2 separate regions of the Homo sapiens genome follow, and region 2 is linked to region 1. Evidence: chromatin contacts called from ENCODE Hi-C data. All regions are on one chromosome and are shown on one strand. Each heading gives the region's core, a stretch centred on a gene start or an enhancer-like site at or near the end of the contact. The rest is flanking DNA. Distances are from core to core; before and after follow the strand shown.

What was found. Hi-C counts contacts between places; a loop is a spot of excess contacts on that map. Pooled maps may share reads with other maps.
Region 2: a map of CD8-positive, alpha-beta T cell shows a loop between it and region 1 (7-fold over the local background). The contact joins the enhancer-like site here to the promoter of GTPBP6 in region 1. A Hi-C loop is called at or near these places in 1 of 168 maps with a recorded cell type or tissue (CD8-positive, alpha-beta T cell), 7 of 37 single-sample maps with no recorded cell type and 7 of 50 pooled maps.

What each region holds. Positions count from the first base shown.
Region 1 is chrX:316,827-321,604 of GRCh38, forward strand. GTPBP6 (GTP binding protein 6 (putative)) reads right to left here and starts at 1,970. Exons shown (of 10, transcript NM_012227.4): 1 at 1,613-1,970; 2 at 88-225. The coding sequence starts at 1,961. LINC00685 (long intergenic non-protein coding RNA 685) reads left to right here and starts at 2,319. Exons shown (of 1, transcript NR_027232.1): 1 at 2,319-4,506.
Region 2 is chrX:248,110-253,167 of GRCh38, forward strand. No RefSeq gene overlaps it. Among named protein-coding and RNA genes, the nearest start is that of PLCXD1, 31 kb to the right of the region's middle. Within about 2 kb of position 3,007, at least 4 of the 41 ENCODE cell types and tissues checked have a DNase peak (open chromatin) inside an H3K27ac peak, as active enhancers do; they include CD8-positive, alpha-beta T cell, where a contact is called at or near this core.

The DNA.
Region 1 (4,778 bases), core at 720-3,219:
GTACTTCAGCATGTCTCGGTTGGATGTTTTCGGTAGCGGCGGACAGGAAAGGAGGTTTGGGGAAGGAGCAGGTCTGGACGGACCCACCTGTCAGGTGCTCAAAGTTCCCTTTGCCAAAGATGAGCTTCCTGTCCGGCGTTTTGGTGGACACGACCATTGTCTGCACCACGGACCAGCCGTCCAGCGTGTGCACCAGCGCTGTGGCCTCCGCCACCTGCCACTCGGCTGCGGGGACACAAGGGCCACCGTGAGAGACGCTTCTGCCCGGGGCCCCCGTCCACACCTGCCCGGGGAGGCCTCCTCCTGCCCTTGAGACAATCTCCCCGGAGAAGGCACCTTGAGCCGCCGTTTGTCCCCCGATATGACTTCGTCCCCCCAGGGCCTCTAAGTAGGAATCTGACGGGAGAAGGACACCGGAGCCACAGCGGGACACGAGGGCGACCCTGCCTTACATGGAATTTGGGCTCCAGGCGGGCGCAGCAGGGAACCCGGGAGCTGCGGGTGCTCAGGGGATTACTGAGGAACCACCGGCAGGTTTGGGGAGTAGAGAGGCAAGAGGTCTGCGCGCTGTTCTGAGCAGTTCGGGGCTTCATCTGTTCCAGGAATTAGCCATTTTGGAAAACACCCGTAAAGAAAAACCACTCATCGACTACAGGAGCTTCCAAGGGAAAAATCAACCTTTATGAGACTCTGACACGTGCAGCGACTTATTCATTTGCATTTCCTCCTGGGGGGTGGGGGGTGGGACTAGACACAGATTGGTCCGCTGGACGCCCTCCCTTCCCTGACCTCAAACACACCGTGCCTACCTCTAACCCAGAGCAAGAGAAACGTAGGTCCCATCGGCGAGAACCGCCCCGGCCCACCCAACCCCACCCCACCCCACCCCACCCCACCCCACCCCACGGACCCCACGGGCCCCACCCCATCCCACGGACTCCACCCCATAAGCTCCGCCCCCGCACTTTTACCCCATAGGCCCCTCCCCCGAAGCCCCGCCCACGCACCTCCACCAATGATATCCTCCCCTCTTCCCCATAAGCCCCGCCCTTTCACCCATGGGCTCCTCCCCCGAACCCCACCCATGCACCTCCACCTATGAGATCCTCCCTTCAGAGCCCCGCCCCCGCATCACCATCCATAAGCTCTTCCCCTCAGAGCCCCGCCCCTCAGCGCCACGCCCTGGCATCTCCAACCATCAGACCCTCTCCTTAGAGCCTGGCCCCCTGAAGCCCCGCCCCTACGTCGCCACCTGAGCTCTTCCCCTCAAAGCCCCGCCCTGGGTCTCCACCTATGAGATTCTCAGGTCAGAGCCCCGTCCCTGAATCTCTACCTATGAGCCTCCCCAGAGCCCCGCCCTTGCATCGCCAGCTATGATTCTCCCGAGTCCCGCCCCTGAATCTCCACCTATGAAATCCTTCCTGCAGAGCCCCGCCCTTGCGCCTCCACCTATGAGATTCTCCCCACAGAACCCCGCCCCTGAATCTCCACCTATGAGATCGTCCCTTCAGAGCCCCGCCCCTGAATCTCCACCTATGAGCCCCCTCCCCTCAGAGCCCCGCCCCCAGGTCTCCAGCTCCTGTTTCTCCCCCGAAAGCCCTGCCGCGGTCACCTCGAGTCATCTGCGACTTCCCCGGGCCCCACTTGACGTCAGGGTGAACCAGACACACGCGCTGGGTCCCCGCCGGCAGCAGAGGCTCTCCCCGCAGCAGCTCCTCCTCGGCGTTCTCGTCCGCATCTTCCGGCTCCTCCTCGTCGTCTCCCGTGCGGCTTCGGCCGCCGTCCGCCCGCAGGCCCCGCCCTCCGCCCCACGGCCCCTCCAGATTCCCGGGGCTCCTGCGGCCGACAGCGGCTAGCGCGCGCGCGGGGCAGGACGGCGCGGCTGCCCGCGGAGCCGAGCGGCCGCGGCCCACGCGGGAGAGCCGCAGCCCCGGGCGTACGGCGGCCCGCAGGGCCCACATGGCGCGTCTGGAGGCTGAACGTTGGGGCGGGGGCTGCCCACAGGCCGCTCCTCATCACGTGCTCGTGATTGGCGTGCGGCCGGGGCTGGCTCACCAGCGCCTCTCCCCGGCACAGGCCGTGCTCCTCATTGGTCATCCGGCGTCACGTGCTAGTGATTGGCGTGCAGCTGGGGCGTGCTCACCAGCGCCTCTCCGCAGCATAGGGCGTGATCCTCATTGGTCATCCCTTGTCACGTGCTGGTGATTGGCGTGCGGCCGGGGCGGGCTCCCTAGCGCCGCGCCCCGGCAGGGCGTGCTCCTCATTGGTCGCCCCGCATCAGGTGCTGGTGATTGGCACGCGCTGCCGGCGGGGGAGGCGGGACCGGGCCGCTTCTTGTTCGGCGTGGGCGGCTCCTGGCAGACCCATCCCGCGGTGCAGCCGCCGGCCCGGTAGGCGCCAGGACCCCGAGCCTCGGCGGCGGCGGCGGCGGCGGCAGCGCTGCCTTCACTCACCTCGTCCTCGCTCCCGTCCTACCCCGTTCCGCGCTGGGTGGAGTCCAAGTCTGATTGCGAGAGTCCGGAACGCCGCCTCGGGGGCTTGACTCCAGCCCCGGGGATCGAGAACGGCGCCCAGGGGTCCCTACGTCTGCCTTGGGGGCTCGAGTCCCGCCCTGGGCGTCCGTGACGTCGCCCAGGGGTCTCCACGTCTGCCCTGGAACCTGGAGAGCCGCCGTGGGGGCCCCGGAAGCTGCCCCGGAGTCCCCACGTCTGCCCTGGGGGCTCGAGTCCAGCTCTCAGGGTCCCGGACGCCACCCAGGGGGTCCCCATGTCTGCTTTGGGGGCTCGAGTCCAGCCATGGGGGTCCTGGACGCCGCCTCGGCGTCCCCGCGTCTGCCTTGGGGGCCCGAGTCCCGCCCTGGGGGTCCTGGACGCCGCCTCGGCATCCCCGCGTCTGCCTTGGGGGCTCGAGTCCCGCCCTGGGGGTCCCCGATGCCGCCCGGGGGTCCTCACGTCTACCTTGGAGACTGGAGTTCCCCCGTGGGAGTCTCGGACGCCACCCCGGAGTCACCGTGTCTAGCCTTGGGGGCTTGAGTCCAGCCCTGGGGGTCCTGGACGTCGCCGAGGAGCCCCCACGTCTGCCTTTGGGGCTTGAGACCTGCTCTGGGGGTCCCGGTCGCCGCCCAGGTGGGTCCCCACGTCTAGCCTTGGGGGCTTGAGTCCAGCCCTGGGGGGCCCGGATGCCGCCCGGGGGTTCTCCTCGTCTGCCTTGGGGGTTGGGTCCAGCCCCAGGCGTCCTGACCACCGCCCAGGGGCCCCCACGTCTGCCTGGGGGCCTCAAATTCAGTCCTGGGGGTCCCGGACGCCTCCCAGGGGTCTTCATGTCTGCCGTGGGCCTCGAGTCCAGCCGTGAGGGTCCCGAATGCTGCCTTGGAGGGTGGAGTCCAGCTCTGAGGGTCCTGAAGTCAGCTTTGGGGGTTCGAACCCATCCATCCCAGGGGTCCCTGAGTCTACATTAGGGGCTGGAGTCCAGCCTTGAGGGTCTCCACTGCTGCCTTGGGGGCCTGGATGGGATCCAGCGGGTCTGAGTCCAGCCTCGGGAGCCCCTGCGGTGGAGCTCTGAGTGGGGCAGGGGCCTGGGAGATGCCAGGAGGATGAGAGCGGCGCCCCCCTGGTCCAGGGGACAGTAAGAGGCAGCCGGTCTCAGAGAAGCTACCCCAAAACTGTTACCCGTGGTGTGCAGAGCGTCCTGCAACCCCAGCCCTCACCAGGATTTCTTGCGTTTTTCAGGAAATCGGTTGTGATTGGCATGTTCCTTAAGCGTCTGCAGGAAGCCGAGGCCTTTTTGGTATTTCAGGAGGGGTTGCTAACCCCCCTCCTTGTAGGATCGGGGTATCCCAGCTGCTAATTCCCCTCCTAACAGCCCTGCAGCGCCTGGATTGGAGGTGTGACAGGTGGCATTTTTGGCCCGAAGTCCCTAGGCAGGACGGGTGGCTGTAGCCTGCGCGTTTGTGTAAATTAACCTCCCTTTTTAGTTCTGTGAAGGGAGAACGTGATTAGTTTAAAATCACCTGCGTGAAAGAGGCTCTTGATTAGTTTAAAATCACCCACGTGAAAGGGGCTCTTGATTAGCTTAAAATCACCTGGGTGTTTCGTTTTATCTCAGTTGGCCTCTGAATGTTTATCCTACAGCTTCCTGCAAGCTCCAGTCTACCTTCTAAGGGAATAACGGGGCTCGTCTTTCTACGTTACTTTATGTGGGAGTAGTTGTAAAACAGAATGAGGGAGACCGCGGGGATTGTGCGGAAATGTAGCCACCGTTTACATGTCGGGAGGCTGAGGTGGGAGGATCGCTTGAGCCCAGGAGTTTGACACCAGCCTGGGCAACATGGTAAGACCCCTTCTCTACCCTCCCCCCCAAAAAAAAAATTTTAGTGTGGCATGGTGGTGGGTGCCTGTGGTCCCAGCTACTCGGGACGCTGAGGTGGGAGGATTGCTTGAGCCCAGGAGTTTGACACCAGCATGGGCAATATGGTAAGACCCCATTATCTACAAAAAAAAAAAAAAAAAAAGAAAAGAAAAATTAGCCGGGCGTGGTGGTGGGTGCCTGTGGTCCCAGCTGCTCGGGACGCTGAGGTGGGAGGATTGCTTGAGCCCAGGAGTTTGACACCAGCATGGGCAATATGGTAAGACCCCATTATCTACAAAAAAAAAAAAAAAAAAGAAAAGCCGGGCGTGGTGGTGGGTGCCTGTGGTCCCAGCTGCTCGGGACGCTGAGGTGGGAGGATTGCTTGAGCCCAGGAGTTTGACACCAGCATGGGCAATATGGTAAGACCCCAT
Region 2 (5,058 bases), core at 1,757-4,256, 68 kb before region 1:
AGAGACCAGACTGTTAAAACTTTAGAGTCTGCATTGGGCCTAGGTCTCATTGAGGACAGATAGAGGGCAGACTGTGCAACCTTTAGAGTCTGCATTGGGCCTAGGTCTCATTGAGGACAGATACAGAGCAGACTGTGCAAACTTTAAAGTCTGCACTGAGCCTAGGTCTCATTGAGGGCAGATAGAGACCATACTGTGCAACCTTTAGAGTCTGCATTGGGTCTAGGTCTCACTGAGGAGAGATAGAGAGCAGACTTTGCAAACTTTAGAGTCTCCATTGGGTCTAGGTCTCACTGAGGACTGATAGAGAGCACACTGTGTAACCTTTAGAGTCTGCATAGGGCCTCGGTCTCATTGAGGACCGATAGAGAGCAGACTGTGCAACCTTTAGAGTCTGCATTGGGCCTGGGTCTCATTGAGGACAAATAGAGAGCAGACTGTGCAACCTTTAGAGTCTGCATTGGGCCTAGGTCTCATTGAGGACAGATAGAGAGCAGACTGTGCAACCTTTAGAGTCTGCATTGGGCCTAGGTCTCATTGAGAGCAGATAGAGAGCAGACTGTGCAACCTTTAGAGTCTGCACTAGGCCTAGGTCTCATCGAGGACAGATAGAGAGCAGACTGTGCAACCTTTAGAGTCTGCATTGGACCTAGGTCTCATTGAGGACAGATAGAGAGCAGACTATGCAAACTTTACAGTCTGCACTGGGCCTAGGTCTCATTGAGGACAGATAGAGACCAGAGTGTGCAACCTTTAGAGTCTGCATTGGGCCTAGGTCTCATTGAGGACAGATAGAGAGCAGACTGTAGAACCTTTATAGTCTGCATTGGGCCTAGGTCTCATTGAGGTCAGATAGAGAGCAGACTGTGCAAGCTTTAGAGTCTGCACTTGGCCTAGGTCTCATTGAGGACAGATAGAGAGCAGACTGTGCAACCTTTAGAGTCTGCATTGGGCCTAGGTCTCATTGAGGACAGATAGAGACCAGACTGTGCAACCTTTATAGTCTGCACTGGGCCTAGGTCTCATTGAGGACAGATAGAGAGCAGACTGCGCAACCTTTAGAGTCTTCATTGGGCCTAGGTCTCATTGAGGGCAGATAGAGACCAGACTATGCAACCTTTAGAGTCTGCATTGGGCCTAGGTCTCATTGAGGGCAGATAGAGAGCAGACTGTGCAACCTTTAGAGTATGCATTGGGCCTAGGTCTCATTGAGGGCAGATAGAGAGCAGACTGTGCAACGTTTAGAGTCTGCATTGTGCCTAAGTCTCATTGAGGACAGATAGAGAGCAGACTGTGCAACCTTTCGAGTCTGCACTGGGCCTAGGTCTCATTGAGGGCAGATAGGGACCAGACTATGCAACCTTTAGAGTCTGCACTGGGCCTAGGTCTCATTGAGGGCAGATAGAGACCAGACTATGCAACCTTTAGAGTCTGCATTGGGACCCCAGAAATCCTAAAGCTTTGTGTGGTCTAAGGACGGTTGGAGAGCCACGTCTGGACCATCCCTGTGGCTGCCACCTGAATGGCGGCCAGCACGAGATCTTATGCTTGCACACTGTGCCTGCAAGGGTGGGAGGGGCTGGCTTATCTCAGACAACCTCCTGATAGTGGGGTAAACCAAAAATAGAATTCTAAGCCCCTCAGCTGACTGAGTGGACCTGTTTGTAGCCAAGGGGATCCCAAAGAAACCTGAAAAACAACTCAGGCCATGACAGGAAGAGGGGATCTCGGGCCGTGACCGGAAGAGGGAGTCTCGGGCCGTGACAGGAAGAGGGAGTCTCGGGCCGTGACAGGAAGAGGGGGTCTCGGGCCGTGACAGGAAGAGGGGGTCTCGGGCCGTGACAGGAAGAGGGGGTCTCGGGCCGTGACAGGAAGAGGGAGTCTCGGGCCGTGACAGGAAGAGGGGGTCTCGGGCCGTGACAGGAAGAGGGGGTCTCCGGCCGTGACAGGAAGAGGGGGTCTCGGGCCGTGACAGGAAGAGGGGATCTCGGGCCGTGACAGGAAGAGGGAGTCTCGGGCCGTGACAGGAAGAGGGGGTCTCGGGCCGTGACAGGAAGAGGGGGTCTCGGGCCGTGACAGGAAGAGGGGGTCTCGGGCCGTGACAGGAAGAGGGGGTCTCGGGCCGTGACAGGAAGAGGGGGTCTCGGGCCGTGACAGGAAGAGGGGGTCTCCGGCCGTGACAGGAAGAGGGAGTCTCGGGCCGTGACAGGAAGAGGGGATCTCGGGCCGTGACAGGAAGAGGGAGTCTCGGGCCGTGACAGGAAGAGCGGGTCTCGGGCCGTGACAGGAAGAGCGGGTCTCAGGTTGTGACAGGAAGAGGGAGTCTCGGGCCGTGACAGGAAGAGGGAGTCTCGGGCCGTGACAGGAAGAGGGGGTCTCGGGCCGTGACAGGAAGAGGGGGTCTCGGGCCGTGACAGGAAGAGGGGGTCTCCGGCCGTGACAGGAAGAGGGGGTCTCGGGCCGTGACAGGAAGAGGGGATCTCGGGCCGTGACAGGAAGAGGGAGTCTCGGGCCGTGACAGGAAGAGGGGGTCTCGGGCCGTGACAGGAAGAGGGGGTCTCGGGCCGTGACAGGAAGAGGGGGTCTCGGGCCGTGACAGGAAGAGGGGGTCTCGGGCCGTGACAGGAAGAGGGGGTCTCGGGCCGTGACAGGAAGAGGGGGTCTCCGGCCGTGACAGGAAGAGGGAGTCTCGGGCCGTGACAGGAAGAGGGGATCTCGGGCCGTGACAGGAAGAGGGAGTCTCGGGCCGTGACAGGAAGAGCGGGTCTCGGGCCGTGACAGGAAGAGCGGGTCTCAGGTTGTGACAGGAAGAGGGAGTCTCGGGCCGTGACAGGAAGAGGGAGTCTCGGGCCGTGACAGGAAGAGGGGGTCTCGGGCCGTGACAGGAAGAGGGGGTCTCGGGCCGTGACAGGAAGAGGGTGTCTCGGGCCGTGACAGGAAGAGCGGGTCTCAGGTTGTGACAGGAAGGAGTCTCCTGTGTGTAGGGACTCATCCATTCTGTACAACTCATGTGCATCCTCCCATGTGCATCCTCCTCTGTGCATCCTTCCATGTGCATCCTTGAAGGGGTGGCCTGCCCCTCCACACCTGTGGGCATTTCTCATCAGGAGGAACGAGAGACTTGAAAAAAGAAAGAGACACAGAGATAAAGTAGAGAGAAAGAAAAATGGGCCCAGGGGACCGGCGCTCAGCATACAGAGGACCCGCGCCGGCACCTGCCTCTGAGTTCCCTTAGTACTTATTGATCATTATCGGGGAGAGGGGGATGTGGCAGGACAATAGGGTAATAGTGGAGAGAGGGTCAGCAGGAAAACGTGAACAAATGTCTCTGCATCATAAACAAGGTACAGAAAAAAGTGCTGTGCTTTGATGTGCACATACATAAACATCTCAACGCCTTAAAGAGCAGTGTTGCCGCCAGCATGTCCCACCTCCAGCCATAAGGCAGTTTTACCCTATCTCAGTAGATGGAATATACAATCGGTTTACACCGAGACATTCTATTGTCCAGGGACGAGCAGGAGACAGATGCCTTCCTCTTATCTCAACTGCAAAGAGGCCTTCCTCTTTTACTAATCCTCCTCAGCACAGACCCTTTATGGGTGTTGAGCTGGGGGATGGTCAGCTCTTTCCCTTCCCACGAGGCCATATTTCAGACTATCACATGGGGAGAAACCTTGGACAATACCCGGCTTTCAAGAGCAGAGGTCCCTGCGGCTTTCCGCAGGGCACTGTGCCCCTGGTTTATTGAGACTAGAGGATGGCGATGACTTTTACCAAGTATACCGCTCGTGAACATCTTGTTAACAAGGCACGTCCTGCACCGCCCTGGATCCCTTAAACCTTGATTTCATACAACACATGTTTTTGTGAGCTCCAGGTTGGGGCAAAGTGGCTGGGGCAAAGCTACAAATTAACAACATCTCAGCAAAGCAATTGTTTAAAGGACAGGTCTTTTTCAAAATGGAGTCTCTTATGTCTTTCCTTTCTACATAGACACAGTGACAGTCTGATCTCTCTTTCTTTTCCCTAGAATCTGTGCATATCGATGGGGACGAAGTCATCCTGGATGTTGATTGGGACAAGGTCATCTCTGCTTGTTAGTGGGGACAAGTTCATCCCTGGGTGCTTATCAGGACAAGGTCAGTCCCGGATGTTGGTGAAGACAAGGTCATTCTGGATGTTGATGGGGACAAGATTATCCCCGGACGTTGGCGAGAGCAAGGGGATCTCTGCATGTTTGGTGAATGTTGATGGGGACGAGGTCATCTCTGCATGTGGGTGGGGACAAGGTCATCCTGATGTTGATTGGTTCAAGGTTAACCTTGGATGTTGGTGGGGACAAGGTGATCTCTACATGTTTGGTGAATGTTGATGGGGACGAGGTCATCTCCGCATGTGGGTGGTGGACAAGGTCATCCTGGATGTTGATTGGGACAAGGTTATCCCTGGATGTTGGTGGGGACAAGGTGATCTCTGCATGTGGGTGGGGACAAGGTCGTCCTGGATGTTGATAGGGACAAGGTCATCCTGGATGTTGATTGGTTCAAGGTTGTTGATTGATTCAAGGTTATCCCCGGATGTTGGTGGGAACAAGGTGATCTCTGCATGTGGGTGGGGATGAGGTCATCCTGGATGTTGATTGACTCAAGGTTATCCCTGGATGTTGGTGGGGATAAGGTGATCTCTGCATGTCAGTGGGGACAAGGTCATCCTGGATGTTGATTGGGACAAGGTTATCTCTGCTTGTTAGTGGGGACAAGGTCATCCCTGGGTGCTTATCGGGACAAGGTCAGTCCTGTATGTTGATGAGGACAAGATTATCCCCGGACGTTGGTGGGGACAAGGTGATCTCTGCATGTTTGGTGAATGTTGATGGGGACGAGGTCACCTCCACATGTGGGTGGGGACAAAGTCATCCCTGGATGTTGACTGGGACAAGGTTATCCCTGGATGTCGATGGGTTCAAGGTTATCCCTGGATGTTGGTGGGGACCAGGTCATCCTGTGGGTGGGTGAGGACTGCCACATCCCGTTTTCCTGGTAAAGACATCTTTTT